Regions from separate parts of the Homo sapiens genome. Here region 1 is linked to region 2. A link is an interaction called in ENCODE POLR2A ChIA-PET data of the cell type or tissue named here. Cell type or tissue: Panc1. All regions are shown on one strand. Region 1 has its middle 52 kb from the start of NPAS2. Region 2 overlaps LOC107985814 (a long non-coding RNA gene).

Region 1 (8,000 bases), 120 kb before region 2:
ATTGTTTAAGCCACTTAGTCTGTGGTAATTGGCAGCCCAAGCCAATCGATACAATTCTCCCTCAGGACTGACCACTTGGGAGATTAGTTACTGCCATGGTAGGTTAATACAGCATTGAGCCTGCAGAGTTTAACTCATATTGAAATGTTAATAAATGTCTTTGTGTTAGTCAGGGTTCTCCAGAGAAACAGAGCCAGTAGGATATGTATAGATACACAGAAAGAAGACTGATTATGGTAATCAGCTCACACAATTATGGAGGCTGAGAAGTCCCATGACCTGCCGTCTGCCAGCTGGAGACCCAGGAAAGCTGGTGGGATCATTCAGTTTGAGTCTGAAGGCCCAAGAACCAGGGGGGCCAATGGTATAAATCTTGGAGTCTGAAGGCCTGAGAACCAGGAGAACCAAAGCCTGAGGACAGGAGAAGATGGATACCCAACTCAAAGAAAAAGAGAATTCTCTCTTCCTCCACTTTATTGTTCTATCCATGCCTCAAAGGATTGGCTGATGCCTGCCTACTCTGGTGAGGGAGGTCTTCTTTACTCAGCTTATTGATTCAAATGCTCATCTCTTCCAGAAACACCCTCACAGACACACCCAGAAACAACACTTTACCAGCTATCTGGGCATCTCTTAGCCCTGCCAAGTTGACACGTGAAACTAACCATTCCAGTATTATGGTGCTGGGAACTGTAAAAACAACATTTTATTAATCTAGCTTTATTGTACACAAGCCTGCATGTCCCTCCCACCGCCTCGCACATGTGAAGGATGGAACAGGGCTTCCTGCTCCTCTCTAAAGGAAAGACGAAGTCTTGGTGCAGGAATAGAACAGACACTCACCATCAAACCCTGAGTTATGACACAGGGTTTGAAACCTGGCACGCGCGCACACACACACACACACACACACACACTACTTATGCTACAAGGTTAAAGGAAAAGAGATAATTCTTATATTTAATATAATTATTGTTATATAGAAACAATAAAGGTTATAAATTCTATGTATGGAGAAAAGAGTGGAAGGAAATATAGTACTTCACACCTTTTTTTTTTTTTTTGAGATGGAGTCTTGCTCTATTGCCCAGGCTGGAGTGCAGTGGCACAATCTTGGCTCACCACTACCTCTGCCTCCTGGATTCAAGTGGTTCTCCTGCCTCAGCCTCCCGAGTAGCTGGGATCACAGGCGCCCACCACCAAACCAGGCTAATTTTTTGTATTTTTAGTAGAGCTGGGGTTTTGTCATGTTGGCCAGGCTGGTCTCCAACTCTTGACGTCAGGTGATCCACCCACCTCGGCCTCCCAAAGTGCTGGGATTACAGGTGTGAGCCACCGCACCTGGCCCACACCATTTTTGGTAATTGTTTTGGAAGGTGGTATTACAGCTTATCTTTTTTTTCTTTTCTGTTACCTGCTTTTCTGAATTTCGCCTATTTTCTATAGTAGGTATATTCACTGTTCTAATAGAAATAAAATCAATAAACTGTGTCTTTTTTAAAGATCTCAAGTTTGACAACAATTTCTTGGGTGTACAGCTATCTGTTCCCACTTCAGCATCTTTTCTCAGATATAAATCAAGTAAAATAGGAACCTAAAAATTTTCCATTATTCAGATCTGGATGATTTGAATCTTATGATGATTCTTTATACTTTCTAAGAAAAGAAAGCATTTACAAAGTAAATTTGTACTCAAACAGGTTCAGTGACTAGTCTACTTTAAAATTCAAGTTGTTTCTAAATACTTAAAGAAACAAGAAACCCCTCTACTTTAGCTGTGTCACTTCTGCATACAAAAAATGACCTCTTGGCCGGGTGCTGTGGCTCACATCTGTAATCCCAGCACTTTGAGAGGCCAAGGTGGGCAGATCACCTGAGGTCAGGAGTTCAAGACCAGCCTGGCCAACATGGCGAAACCCTGTCTCTACTAAAAGTACAAAAATTAGCCAGGCATGGTGGCGGGTGCCTGTAATCCCAGCTACTCAGGGAGGCTGAGATAGGAGAATTGCATGAGCCCAGGAGGCGGAGGTTGCAGTGAGCCGAGATTGTGCCACTGCACTCCAGCCTGGGAGACAGAGCGAGACTCAATCTCAAAAAAACACAGAAAAACAACAAACAAAAAAACACTCTCTCTGACATGTTCGTTAAAGGGATGCTCAGAGAACTCCTTCTTAGCAAGACTTGATCTTCTGTTGTTACTGTATGCCTAGAATATTAGCAAACATGCATAGTACAGTTTACAGGCACTGTTCTAATAAATAGCTTCACATACATTAACTCAATGTGACCCACCCAACTCCTATGAGAGAAAAACCATTATTACCCTCATTTTTCCATGGAGGAAACTGAGGCACAGAGAGGTGAAATAGCTTAGTAAGTGATGGAGCTAGGATTTGAACCTTGCCAGTCTGGGTCCCAAGCCCTCTCTCTCAAACACTTTCCACTGAGGAGGGGAGACTTGGGATAACAAACTCTCAAAGCTTTGACAACGTGGCTTGGTGTCGATTCAGCCAGGACCTTACCTCTTCTCCTTTTCTCCTTGCCTGTGAGTTAGTGAACCTTACTCTTTGCCAGGTAGGAGTGTATGGAGGTAGAATGAGATTGCTGATTGCATGTCCCTGAAGACGGAAAAACCGCTCTGTTGGTGGCAGTATCAGCTCATGCCCCACCTCCATTGTTCTTTTATTGGTATTTCTAAAATTCTGCAGGACTCAGTTAAAAGTTTCCATCAGTTCAAGTGAACTCCGATCACATGCCTCTCTCTTCTATTCATTTTCTAACAACTTTCTCAGGTTAGAGCCGCCCAATTTAACAGAGAAAAAGTTGGTAGCCCTATAATAAATCTTGGGAAAGTGTAGAGAAAACACTCCCTTGCTGCCTTTGGCAAATCGAATAAGCAAATAAGCTCATGTTCTTAGAAGAAACTCAATTCTTAGAAACTCTTCTCCTTCACACAGCTGCGAGGACAATTGCAGATTAATTAATTGAAGTGCATTGGAAGAGATATATACTAGAAAACATTTTCCAAAGATGGCTTTCTCAGGGTTTTAATTTGAAACTGTTGATGGAAAAGCCTATTTCAGTGACTAGTCCATTGAGCAGGCTTCTTATTTGTATGCATGGGAAATCCCAGTGACCCATCCGCCGGGCTGGTCAAGAGGCTGCTGAGATGTTCATTACCACTCACTTTCTCCTCCAGTGGAGGCCTGAGACACAGAGACAAGACTAGGAGTTTCTTTGTTATTTATCTTTGATGAAGTTCTTCTCCACAGCCAGGGAAGTGTCCCAGTTTATGTGTGGGGTCAGCCAAGGTTAGTGCAGATGGCTGGCCGGGGAGCTGATTCTAGTGCCTCCAGTCTTGGGTGGCTGTGGCTGGGGTAGGGAGGGCAGGGTGTCAGGGTCCTCCCTGAGCATTGTGATGGAGGATCCTCTACCCTGTGCAAAGAAGTCAGCCAGAGTTTAGATTCTGGAGCAGTGTATTCAATTTGGGTAACGTCAGAAGCCAAAGAACAGACTGCCATTCGGGAGAGAAGGACCAGGAAGCCAGGTGCAGGGTTATTGGCCTCTGCTTTGCCTGTGGCTGGCTTACTGGGGGAGCTGCCTGAATTGTCCCTTGAGTCTGTGGTCTGAGATATCAGCTGAAAGGCCGCCTGCCCATTTCTCTGCCACCAGGAAGTTCTGGGGCCCAGACTTTGGCCCCTTCTGAAGCTCTCTCCTCTAAAGGAACCCAGCTGAAGCTTTGATTGCTACTTCACTGTTTAATATTTCCTTTTTATTCTCCCCTGGCTTCTAGCACCCAGTGACTAGCAATGGAGAAGGGAGGTGCTATGGAATTATAAGGGCTCATTTTGATTATCTTTTAAAGTATTGCTTTCAAACTTTAAAAAGAAGAGAGAAAACATCCACTGTATAGCAACCTGTCAAGCAGCTTGCGCCCAGGACAATGGTTATGGCACCTCAGCCCATTCATGAGCCCTGAGGCTCCCGGTGAATTCACAAGGCCATGTTTACTGACACACAGGAAGGGAGTTTAGGCTCCATTGCCTCACCTACTACTCACTGTCTATTTAAACTTTCTGAGTCTTAGTTTCTTCAGCTACAAAACGAAAATCAAAACACATAGCCCACAGCTTTATCAGGTAGAATATGACATTTTAAAGTGCTATGAAACTACAAATAATCATTCAAATGCAAACAAGAGCTTGTTCTTATAACAAAGATCATAAAGCGCTTGTATTTGGCTATACAAAGATCATATAGTCCTTCTTCTTATAACAAAGATCATACAGACCTTGTGTGTGGAGATCTGATACTAAAATCCATATGTTGAATACTGACCATCCTCTGCCAAGGCTCAGAATTCTATTGAGCCTATACTAAGGAAATTCTACAGAGCTTGTCATCCAACTGGCATTTAAAGGGTCACCTTCTTCCCTCTGTAATTGTTGGCAAGTCATATCCAGGGACTGTCATGCTACATTCATTTATTCCACAAATATTATGACTCACTTGCTCTGCAGTCCCGTGGATTTGATTTTATAGGGTAAGCAGAGCTCATTAACCCCTTTGTAAAACTTCCAGGAAGGAAGTGCAGTGAGGCTCTGCAGAGTCTTATTTATTCCAGCATCTCTAGCACCCAGCACACATGTCTGACAAATAGCAGATGCCTAGGAATCTGATGGATGAAAGGATAAGTCAAAGTACTGGAATGCACTGGCTTCTTCCATTGTCTCTGTAGGATGTTTTCCAAGAGTCTACAACTGCCTTTCATTTCTTTAAAATAGGAAGACAGATTATACCTTGTCACCAATGGAAATCAGTGAAAGTTAAACCGTGGGGCATGTAGGCTTTCAAAGGACAGGGTAGCTAGTTATTACGGGAAAGGTTTAAGACAACAACAAGAGCCACCCTGAAAAGTCTTGGCTTGCTTTCCATTCCCAGGATCAAGTCAGTGATGAATGACCATGTTCTAAACGAAGGCTGCTGCCTGTATGGTAATTCTTGCATCTGAGCAGAGGTGCTTTCCACAATATGCAGGAGTATCTGGGACTGCCCAGGGGAAGCAGAGACCTTCTGGAGGGCCTGCAGCTTTGAGTCCCCAGGGAGTAGGTTGTGATGAGGAGTGAGAGGACCCAGACATTTCTATTCTAGGGACAGCAAAGGCCAGTGCCCAGTCCTACTGTGAGGATAGGATTCCCTGCAGTAATAATTGTGTGGTAATGATTCACTGATGGAATCAATGTGGAGTCAGTCCAATCTCAAAACATTTTTGCACCTAACCTGTTAAGGACTTAGAAATCTATTCTTGTACTTGCAGGATATCCAAGGTCTTTCTCTCCCTTGTGTCTTCCTTTCCTTCTTTAACCAGGATTCCTTTTTCTCAGGGTTTCAATGTCGCTCATTGGTGGCCCTTATTCTGAGCCAGGTGCTGAGCAAACAGAGATGTAGGAAGCAGAGTCCTGTTCTCGATGGGCCTCCAGTGCAGTCAGGGAGGAACTCTTCATGGATAATTACTCTCCAAGCATGAGAGGGTAGGCATCCTAAAGCTGATTTGCACAATGCGTTGGGCAGGGAGTAGTTTATGTATGCTAGACTCAAGGGAAAGAGGGTGGCCTCCCAAAGACGACAGCCCCTGAGCAGGGCTTAGCAATCCGCCACGGAGATAGAGGCTGGGCATTCCAGGTTGAGGAAGGTCATGAGCAAATGTGGAGGGGGAAAAATTGAGAAGCCCAGACTAGAGCCAATGGGTGAATGCGAATAGCACAGGGAGAGGCAAAGCTTCTTGTGTCCAGAAGAGCAGATATTCCTTACCTGTTCTGCTCAGGACCTCAAATTTTATTCTGTAGGCAATGGGGACTCACCAAAGGTTTTTAAGAAGGAGAAAATTATAACCAGGTCTATATTTTGCAAGATCATGGTGGCTACCTCAAGGACGATAGATTGGGGTTAGGATGAGTAACAGGGAGCTGGGGACGTAGAAACCTGTTAGGGTGAGGTTGCAATTGTCCACATGAGAAATAGTGAAGGGAAGAGAAACCAACACTTATTAAAGCTCTATTATGTGTCAGGCTGGGCATACTAGGTACCTTGACTAGCTACCTCATTTAATTCCCAGGAAAGCCCTGCAAAGAAGCTATTATTGTTGCTACTCTACCTATGAGGGACTGAGAGGTGCAACTGTGCCAAGGTCATGTGACAAGAAATGCCCTCCCTGCCTCTACGGGGGCCACTGGCTGGAGTATGGGCTGGCAGGGGCCAAGTGAGAGTGAGCTGCGTGAGAGCTGCTGGAAGGAGAGGGAGGCATAGGGCAGGACTAGGGATGAAAGGCACGGGTGGGAGGGCAACAAAGACTTGTAGCTTAAGGAGGTGCTTGGCAGTGGTTCAGCCAGTAAAAGGGGCCAAGAGCAGATTACCGTCCAGACAGCAAGAGCTTATTCTGCCATACATACTTAGGCACACATCTTTATTACTACCAGACAGCATTATTTCTGATGAAGTATTTTTTTTACATAAATACTTTGGAATCTAACATCTAAAGCAAAACATAATATGCTAAGTTGATAATACAAACGTTGATATTTGGAAAAATATTTTAAATAGGCTTTGCTATGATTTGACATTAGCAAAATCATCAATAAGTCTTTAACTTCCTCTTCTTTTTAAAAATCTGCTTGAGTTTGTGTGCTCAGCACTAACTCCTTTAGAAGTTGTTGCACTATGGTTGCTCTTAAATAATATTAAATTAGTCTTAATTTTTAAAAAAGTTCTGTTCAGGGAAAATAATGAGAATTGTTAAAAATAAATAACAATCTCACTTAAACTTACTCTTGTTTTAGAGTTTTATAATAACTCTCAATGAATTCATAGATTTTAAAAATATTTTCAATTTCACTTCCTAACATCATACAAAGAAGTAATCACACCAGTAATGATTCTGCTTGGTTTTGTGAACGTTTATTTTGCATATTCTATGTTATTGTTTATGATAACGAACTTTTCATCCACTTGAATTGATTGGGTTGAGGTAAGAAATGCACCTGTCAGCAACTCAGCTTAACCCTTGGAAATTTGGGTCTAGCTGTGTATTTACTGTATTAGTTTGTCTGTGCTCCTTATACCTTGTATTCATCTGGGTTCTCCAGATATATGGAACCAATAGGACATATGTCTATATATAATATTTACTATAAGAAATTGGCTCCCTTGGGCAAGGAGGTTGAGAAGTCCCAAGACCCACAGTCAGCAAGCTGGAGACCCAGGAGAGCCAATGGTTTAGTTTCAGCCTGAGTCCAAAAGCTTGAGAACCAGGAGAGCTGATGGTGTAGGTTCCAGTGTGAGTTTGAGTCTGAAGGTAGGAGAAGACCTCCGCCCTAGCTTGCAGACAGCTGAGCAGAGGAGTTCCTTGTTGTTAGCAGGAGGGTCAGGCTCTTCATTCTTTAGGCCTTCAACTGATTGGATGAGCACCACCCTCATTAGGGAGTGGTAGACTGCTTTGCTCAGTCCACCAATTCCAATGTTAATCTCATTCAAAAACACTCTTACAAATGTACACCGAATGTTTGACCAAATTTCTGGGCACCTTTGGCCCAGTCAAGCTGATGCATAAAATTAACTATCACAAAGGCATGGCCCACATGTGGGCCTAAAAAATGTTATGAATCAAAGACAAGTAATATTGATTCCTGGGTTTTGACAAGTTGAAGTTGATAAAGCAGCAATATTAAATTTCACTTAGACGATAAGACGATCATATTTTCTACTATATGTTAATGCTAATTCTGAAAAACATTTTAGACTGCTTATGACTAAAAGTACCCAGATATCAAAGGGCTAGCAACTGTTGCTCTTTGTCATTGCCAATGCTTGTAAATTTTCTGAATCCTGTTTGCTGAAATCGCTGGCAAAGTTCAAAGAACTTTTACAGGAGAATCCCAGCATTGCCAGTGAGACCTTGGAATGTCTACTTGATACTTTTGCAGAAGTTAATAGATCAAATAATT
Region 2 (8,000 bases):
TTGGTTGCTGGGGGAGGGTCTGGTAAAATGAAATGAGACACTGAGTTCTGTCATAGAACTTTATTTTCAATAATTAGGCTTTATTTTCAAGAATCCTTAGAGTTCCTCCCATGAACCCCAGAGAGCCAAGGGGCACTGTTTGAAAAAAAATAACACTAGGTCAAATCTGACCCCCTAAGCTTGTAGCCAGGCTGCTTTTTTCATTTTTCGCAAGTCAGACACATCTTTGGGGACAGTGGTAAGAACACATGGAAGTGATCCCAAGTCCCCTAGACACTTCAGCATCATCTGGCCAGTGAGGGCAGTATTTGCTGCTCTGACCCTCTAGGCACTGCTAAGTTAAAGATGTACAGGACATATCATGTAGCTGGCTTGTCTCTGAGGTAGTCTTCCAGCTACCTTGATCTTGTCTTGGGAATGTCTGCTGGGTTCTATAACTTAATAGGGTAAGTCATTTTAACAGGTAAACAACAGTGGAGTTTTTTGGTTTTGGGGTTGGGGAATTGGAAGAGAAGGAGAATGTATATACCAAAGACATCTAAGGGGAAAGAATCCAAAAGAAACAAGGGAATATTTATCCACTTAACATTTACGCTAAAAAAAAAAATGTAGTTTTCTTTAAAACACTTAGCTTAACTATCAAAATGGAAATGTGCTCATGAGGTAATTCGCATGAAAGAGGCAATGACTGATGGCTTAAAGATAATATATACTCATGTAGTAAGTGCCACACACTGTTCCAAGTGCTTTATCTATATCAAGTCATTGGTCTCCACAATCTTATGAGGGAGGTATAATTTTGATTCCATTTTACATAAAAGAAAACTGAGGCACAGAACCATTAATTCACTTGCCCAAGGTCTTGCAGCTAGCAAGTGGCAGAGGTGGTGGCATTTAAATCCTGACAGTCTAACTCTCAGAGTTTAGGCTCTGAATTACAATGTTCTCAAAGGAAATTTAAAACTACATGGAATTGAATGAAAATGATAACACAACATATTAAATTGGATGGGATGCAGCCAGTATTTATCCAGCATGCATTATGCCTAAGTGGTTTTAAGTCCATTACCTCTATGAGGCAGGGTCACATGAGCACACCCATGCTCAGAGAGGTCAGGTACTGGTACAAGGTCATTCAGGTAGGAGATGGAAGAGCCAGGATAAGAACACAGGTCTAGTTCCAGAATCTTCCATCTACCCATTAGTTCTCCCTGTGCACAAGTGATAACTTTCAAGGTACATTTGCACGTTGATGGGAGATAATCCATCTACCCAAGAAATAAACGTTGATGGTGGAAATTCTAGAAATAATTTAGCTTGAGGGAGGGCGTCTTCCAAGCATCCCTGAAATTATAGCTCACAATTCGCTGTTTCCTAAGCCAGCTCTGCTAGAAGGTGACAGAATCTGAGCCCTGCTTGAGCAGTTTTCTTTCTCCCTCTTCCGTCAGGCATCCCCTGTGGGAGGAAGGAGGAGCTCAAGGTCAGGAGAGCACTGTTCCCTGGGAGGTAAGTGCAGCACTCAGCCGCATTGACTCCAGCTGGCATCCTTCAGTGCGGGAGGCCTCACCGTCTATCCCTGCAGGGCTTTGTTCCCCGCAGGCCTCTGAATGTGAGATCCACCCTCTTTGGATTTCTGGGGCAATTTTTGCTTTACTTTTTCACCTGACCCTTTGGTTTAAAAACACAATAAGGAGTGGGAATTATTAGCACTGGAGTTAAAGAATGCCGGCTTTTAGGACCTGTTTTTTTCTGGTCAAGCTGAGAGAGGAAATCAAAGCTTCCATTCTTCTCCCTGGAAACAGAACTTACAGAAGTGTGTCTTATTACATCATTGTTGATAAAAAGCAAGTGGGAAATACTTGAAAATGTGAAAAATCACAGAGTAACTGTGTGTGCATTCTACAGTGTAAAATCAATGGATGACATCCTTCCTGAGACTTAAGAAAGTCCAGACCAAGTTAAGAAGAGGGAGTTGGATGGAGATGCCAGGAATTGATGAAACTCTGTGTGCAAAGCACAGCACAGTTAGTGCCAAGAGTAGGAGGTGGTCCTCTCACCTCTAAGGACTTCAGAAGGCTGGTTGGCCTGGGGAATGCCAAATACTCAGTAATGCCTCTGTTTCCTAACTGGCCAAAATGTGAAAAAGTAAATGGGCTCAAATAAATATTAATGAAGTGTCGACCATGTACTACATTGCAAAACGGCCTTTGTGGCCTTTGCAAAATTTATGACAGTAGGAAATCTGATATAGTTGACTTCATCTTGCTTCTGATCTCCAAGCTGTCCTTGGTCATTCCTGGGCATAGGACAAGCTAACTTTGGGAGGAATTGAGTTTATAGTTTACATTTAAAGCAAAGGTGATAATAGCCCTTCCCCAAACTAAACCACCTTTGTAAAACTAATGAAAGGTCACAAGGTTAAGATTATGAGAGAGAGGGGCCTGAATTCTGACAAGACAGGCATAGTTTCTAGAATCCCTTACTGCTCAGGGGTCATGTGGCCAGAGGTCACAAGATTTGTGACTTTTCCAATTGCTCCTATAAATAACATCGCTATTGTAGAACTGAAGATTGGTTTTTGAGATATCTTTCAGACTGACCCCACCAGGACTCATGACTCATGGCTCAACAGGTCTTGTGGCTCCCATGTAGAGGCAGACTCAGTGCACGAGGACCATTTTCCACACCCTTGTGATTTCATCCCCAACCAATCAGCAGCAGCCATTCCCTAGCCCCCTGCCCACCAAATTATCCAAAACACCCTAATATCCAAGCTTTTGGAGAGACTAATTTGAGTAATAACTCCAGTTCTCCCACGTGGGTCAGCCTCACGTCATTTAAACTCTTTCTCTATTGCAATACCGTGGCCTCAGTGAGCTGATTTTGTCTGCGCTGTGGAAAGGAAGAACCAGTCAGGTGACTGCAGTTAGACAAACTGGAAGTTAATCTGTGGGTCTTTCACTGACCAACAATGACTTCATCTCTCTGAGCCTCAGTTTCCTCATTTATAAAATGGTGCTCATAGCAACTGTACCTGAGTGTAACAAGCCCAATGCCTGAACTCTGATACCCCCCAAGGAAACACAAATAGGCAAGTCAGAAATCCTCTTTTATAACAAAGCAGGGAGCGGAATGCACCAGACATCCCCAGCAAGGCTTTCTAAAACTCTCTTCAAAGTTGTATTCCACAGGATACCGGCTCTCTCTCCACTCCCCACCATCCCCCACCACACTCTCAAATATTTTCTTCTTCCTGAGCTCTCCATGCCCTTTGTTCTGTAGATCAACGTGACTTGTAGATCAATGTGTTCTATAGATTAATATTCAGACGTCTCTGGTACTGCACCCTACCCTCTGCAGCACATCAGTGGGGTGGGGTTGAGTTGAGGGTTACACAGAATAATAACTTTTTTTTTTCTGATACACAATCATGCCATAGGTTGACATGATGATTAAAGAAACCACAGATGCAAAAACCACTAACAATAAGCCTAAAATGTGGAGCAAGCTCAGTAAAAGTTCACTTCCTTCCTCCTCCCGCAGACACAAAGATCAAACGTGCAAAGATCAAATGTATCTGAGAGGGTTTGGGAAATGGAGCACACAGTAGGGCCCTATTCTGATGAAAGCGCTGATCTGATGCTGAGATAAGAGGTAGCAAAGTGATGGTCTAACCCCACTTGGGGGTGCGATCAGCTATCCTTACATGGGCCAACTCCCAGGGAGGGATGGGGTCTCCCCTCCTGAAGGGACAGAGGAGAGGAAGGGAGCAGGGGTGGTGGGTGGTCTAATGCTAAACCTATGAAAGGAATGGTGATCTCAGAGGGGGTGGGGTTAAGACACTGATCTGTGGGCCAAAAAAAAAAAAAAAAGATACCTCTAGGAGAGTCAGTTAGCAGGAGCCTATCCTCATTTGTAGTTGGAAAACAGCCTGGTTGGGGCTATTTGGTCTCTTCTAAGTCAACTAAAAACACATTGAGACCAGGCACGGTGGTTCATGCCTGTAATCCCAGCACTTTGGGAAGCCGTGGCAGGAGTACCACTTGAGCACAGGAGTTCAAGACCAGCCTAGGCAACAGTGAGAGCTTCTCTCTCCTCCCACCACCCGCAAAAAAAAAAAAAAAAGAGCTGGGTGTGGTGGTACATGCCTGTGGTTCCAGCTGCTCAGGAGACTGAGAATGCAGTGAGCCAGGATCACACCACTGCACTCCAGCCTGGGTGACAGAGCCAGAACCTCTCTCAAAAAATAAATAAATAAAATAAATAAATAAATAAAATATATTTTTATTGAATGAAAATGATAACACATGCGTGTGTGTATGTGTGTGTGTGTATATATACATATATATATATATATATATATATATATGACTCCTTCCTTTTTTTCTAGTATTTTCCCTAATTACACAACAGAACAAAACAAGAAGGAAAGAAACAAGGTCAAGCTTTCTAGAAGGCCTGGATTTTTTCTCTATGAGGAAAATAAAATCATGCAGCCCCTTAGGGTTTCAGTCAGTGATCCTGTTATGGGCTGAATGTTGTCCCCCAGCAAATTCACATGGTGAAGTCCTAACCCCCAGTACCCACAGATGGTGACGGTATTTGGAGATTGGGTCCTGAAAGAGGTGGTTAAGGTAAAATGGGGTCACAAGGGTGGGCCCTAATATAGTATGGCTGGTCTCCCTATTAGAACATGAAGATGGCCATCTACGAGCCAAGGAGAGGGGCCTCAGAAGAAACCAGTCCTGCTGACACCTTGCTGTTGAACTTCCAGCCTCCAGAATTGTGGGAGAAATAAATGTTGTTTAAGCTGCCCTGCCTGGCACCCTGTCATGGCAGCCCTAGCAAACTAGTCCAGCTGCACTTGTCTGCGTGGAGACCTCTGACCCCAGGGCAAATGTTCCAGCTCGTCTTCCCTCCTTTGCCCTGCTATTTCCCCTACCGGTTGGCTCCTCCTGCCTGCTGGCTCTGCAGTGGTACCAACACCGAAGCAGGGGTCAGCAGGGGTGTGCTCTGGGGACCTGAAGCTGGCCCAGGAGGGTCAGGGATGGGCACAGCAGTGGGGAGAGGACAAAGCTAGAGTCAGTGCAGCCTTGGACCGACCACAGGAGCACTGTGGGCAGGCAGCCGGCAGGGGTAGTCTCGCTCTGTTTGAATGAGACCTGCTGTGTTTGCTGAGCCAGGAGACAGGCCCTGACTTCCCTGAGCTTCCAGGACGTTGAAGCATGGAAAGAGGTCGTTTTCCTTGGCCCAGCTTTGGGAGCCCAGGTCCGCATATGCCTCACAGCCCTCTGGGGGAGGCAGGAGCCCTCAGAGGACTCAGCTCCCTCAGTCAGGAAGAGAACCTGGTGTCTCCCAGAGGTGAGCACAGGTGTGGGAATAAGCAAGTTGAATCTGACTTAGAGGCCTAATATTTACTTTCCATCCCTATTCAAACCCCCCAACCTCCATCCCCCAGGGTGGCACAAGAACCAGGCAGCTTTTGAAGTGGCAGGAAATAGGGGTGAGACCACAGGCCTTCAGGTCCTGGAGTTGCCTCTGAGGAGCTCATCCCCATGCACGGGGTCCTTTCCCCATGCACGGGGTCCTTTACAGGGGGGACTCTGCTGCTTCCAGGCCACAGGGGACCAGGGCCCTCAGATGATGCTGGCAGCCACAAGGGCTGGGGTCAAGACCCCGAAGGACACACAGTGTTTCTCCTCTGAGGGTCTATCCTCATGAGAGCCTCTATCCTATTCTTTTCCAGAACTAGGTGCGCTCTCTCTCTCTCTCTCCTTTGAGAAGCTTAGGGTTCCAGACAAACAAAAGCCAGGGGGGCAGGGTAAAGTCAAGCAAGTTGCCTGCTGAAATATTGGGTATGAGAAATTGGAGCTGAAATGCAATCATTCCGCCACACCTGCTACACACAGCTTTGCTTCCTGGTCCTAGTCATGGGCTGAGGAAGCCTCAGGGTCCAGCTCAATCCCAGCAGGCTTGGAGTTGACCTCAAGGCCACCGAATTGCATCTTCCTCAATGCAGGGACCATGCCTTGCTTATCACCATAGCTACCGTTTATTGAGAGCATTCTCTGTGTGAAGTGGCTTCATATCAGTTATCATTAACCCTCACCATACTGAAGTCAGATGTTATGATCATCTTTTAACAGGCATGGAAATTAAGGCTCAAGAAGGTGACTTGCCCAAGACTTCATAGCCCACAACTGCTGGAGGTGGGATTTGAACTCGTCTGCGAGGTTCGAAATCACCCCAGCCCAGTGCCTGCTCCTGACAGAGACTCAGCAAGTGCAGCTCTGCGTGTTTCCTCCATCACAGAGGCCTGCTTAGGGGAAAAATCTTGCTGAAGAAAAGTGGCCGATGGTTTCGAGAGAAGAGACGCTTATTCATGTAATTCTCAAGAATCCCATCTCCGGCTTAGAAGGACACCTTTTCTGATTTCCCATTCAAAGGGACTGACGTACACTCAGGGGCTGAGGCAGCAGCTGTTTTTGCTGTGCACAGACTGGAGAGCGATGTGTGAGTGAAGTCTGTGGCCACTTCTCTCCTCCCCCGAGCCTTCTGGGGTTTGGGTTTATGACTCCAGAGGCGGAGAAGCGTGTTCCCTTTCTGTGCGGATCCCGTCATTGACAGAGTCTGTTTTAGAAGAGCATTTTTAGATGGCAGCGAACGTTCCAGACCCCAAAGCATTCTCTTTACAGCACCGTCTAGCTTGGGTGGGGATAGGGTGGGTTTGTGAACACGTGTGTGCGTGAGAGTGTGAGTGTGTGCAAGTGTGTGCACGTGTGTGTCAGTCCCTCTGTCTGGCTCCCACTGCTAGCCACCTCTGTCATATCCTGACTATTTCGCCGGGGCATCGTCCAGCCATAGGAATCTTCAGCAAACCTACAGTTCAGACGAACGCCCTCGTTTCTGCCCTGAGAAGAAAGTCCGTTGAGTCTGAGGGCTCCCGAGTCATTCTCTCAAGGCATTCATTCAGTTTTGTTTCCCCTGGTGCTACCCTCTCTGAAGTCGTTATTACTCATTAGGTGTATTGCACATACAGAAAAAGTAGGTCAAGGATTAAAAAAAAAAAGAAAAAACATCTCTGGGAGAAGCACAAGTATTGTGTAAAGCTATTTTGAACTTGCGTGAGATTTTTCAAGGGGGAAATGTTTTGTGCAGAGACGGCTGCTGCCACAGCTGACTTACCAATGAATGCCCGTGTCTGAGCCTTTCATACGCTAACCACGTGACCTTGGAATTCCATTTTGAAATGATAATTGTGCCCAGTGGGGTGAGCAGCCTCTCAATCCAGGTTCTATACAATATAGGTCACCTCGAGGATCCTCAGTAGAACAGGAACAAGAGAATCCTGAGAAATCTCTGTAAAGAAACAGAAAGAATGAGAGAGAAAACTGTGTGTCTAACCACCGGGCCCCTGGGCCCTATGTGCCACCCAGGTTTGGAGCAAGGCTGCGGGGCAGATGATGTCCAGGAGAGCCTCAGAAAGTCCGGGCTCTAGAAAAAAATACGTTCCAGCTCACTCTGCTCTGACCCTGCATCTGCTCTGTGCTGAAAGCTTTGTTGCTGCCATGAATATATTTAAGGGGAATAAAATGTGCAGTGTCAAAGCGACTGGCTTGAAGTGGGCTGGATGCATCCTAGGCTCCGCGAGGGAAAAGGCCTCTAGCTGGCAGTTGACAGAAGGGGGAAGGCAGTGAGGAGTGGGCCCACCCACGGGAGTCTGGGCATGAGGCGGGTCCTGGTTCCCAGGCTGCCCCGTGGGAATATGCTCCATGGGCTGGGGCTGCTGTGCTGGCTGCTCTTGCCCCCAGGGGGTCACTACGCTGGGCTTCTCCATCAGGGCTATCACGATATTGCCCAGGGTTTACAGGTTTACAGGCATTATCTCACTCAGTGTTGTTTTGCTCCCTTTCACAAAGAAAGGAAGGAAAAGAGAGGCAGGGGGTGAGAGAGGAAGCCAGACTAGCATTCAGCTCTGCTAGTTGTTCCTCGCCTGGGTT

The links. ChIA-PET counts read pairs that join two places held together with the same protein. Peaks named below come from ENCODE experiments on the same cell type or tissue, not always from the same donor. Only the 100,000 strongest peaks of a DNase experiment are listed, where the experiment ranks them.
Region 1: POLR2A ChIA-PET joins it to region 2 with 7 read pairs; 3 of 35 experiments call an interaction of 5 or more read pairs at or near these places.

The regions. Positions count from the first base shown.
Region 1 is chr2:100,763,999-100,771,998 of GRCh38, reverse strand. No RefSeq gene overlaps it. Among named protein-coding and RNA genes, the nearest start is that of NPAS2, 52 kb to the left of the region's middle. In Panc1, no CTCF peak of the experiment used is centred here; a DNase peak (open chromatin) is centred at 4,488; H3K27ac peaks cover 5,068 bases.
Region 2 is chr2:100,639,748-100,647,747 of GRCh38, reverse strand. LOC107985814 (a long non-coding RNA gene) reads left to right here. Exons shown (of 4, transcript XR_001739199.1): 3 at 1,449-1,506; 4 at 6,147-7,582. Among named protein-coding and RNA genes, the nearest start is that of LINC01868, 36 kb to the left of the region's middle. RefSeq lists enhancers at 4,457-4,957, 4,958-5,458. In Panc1, no CTCF peak of the experiment used is centred here; no DNase peak of the experiment used is centred here.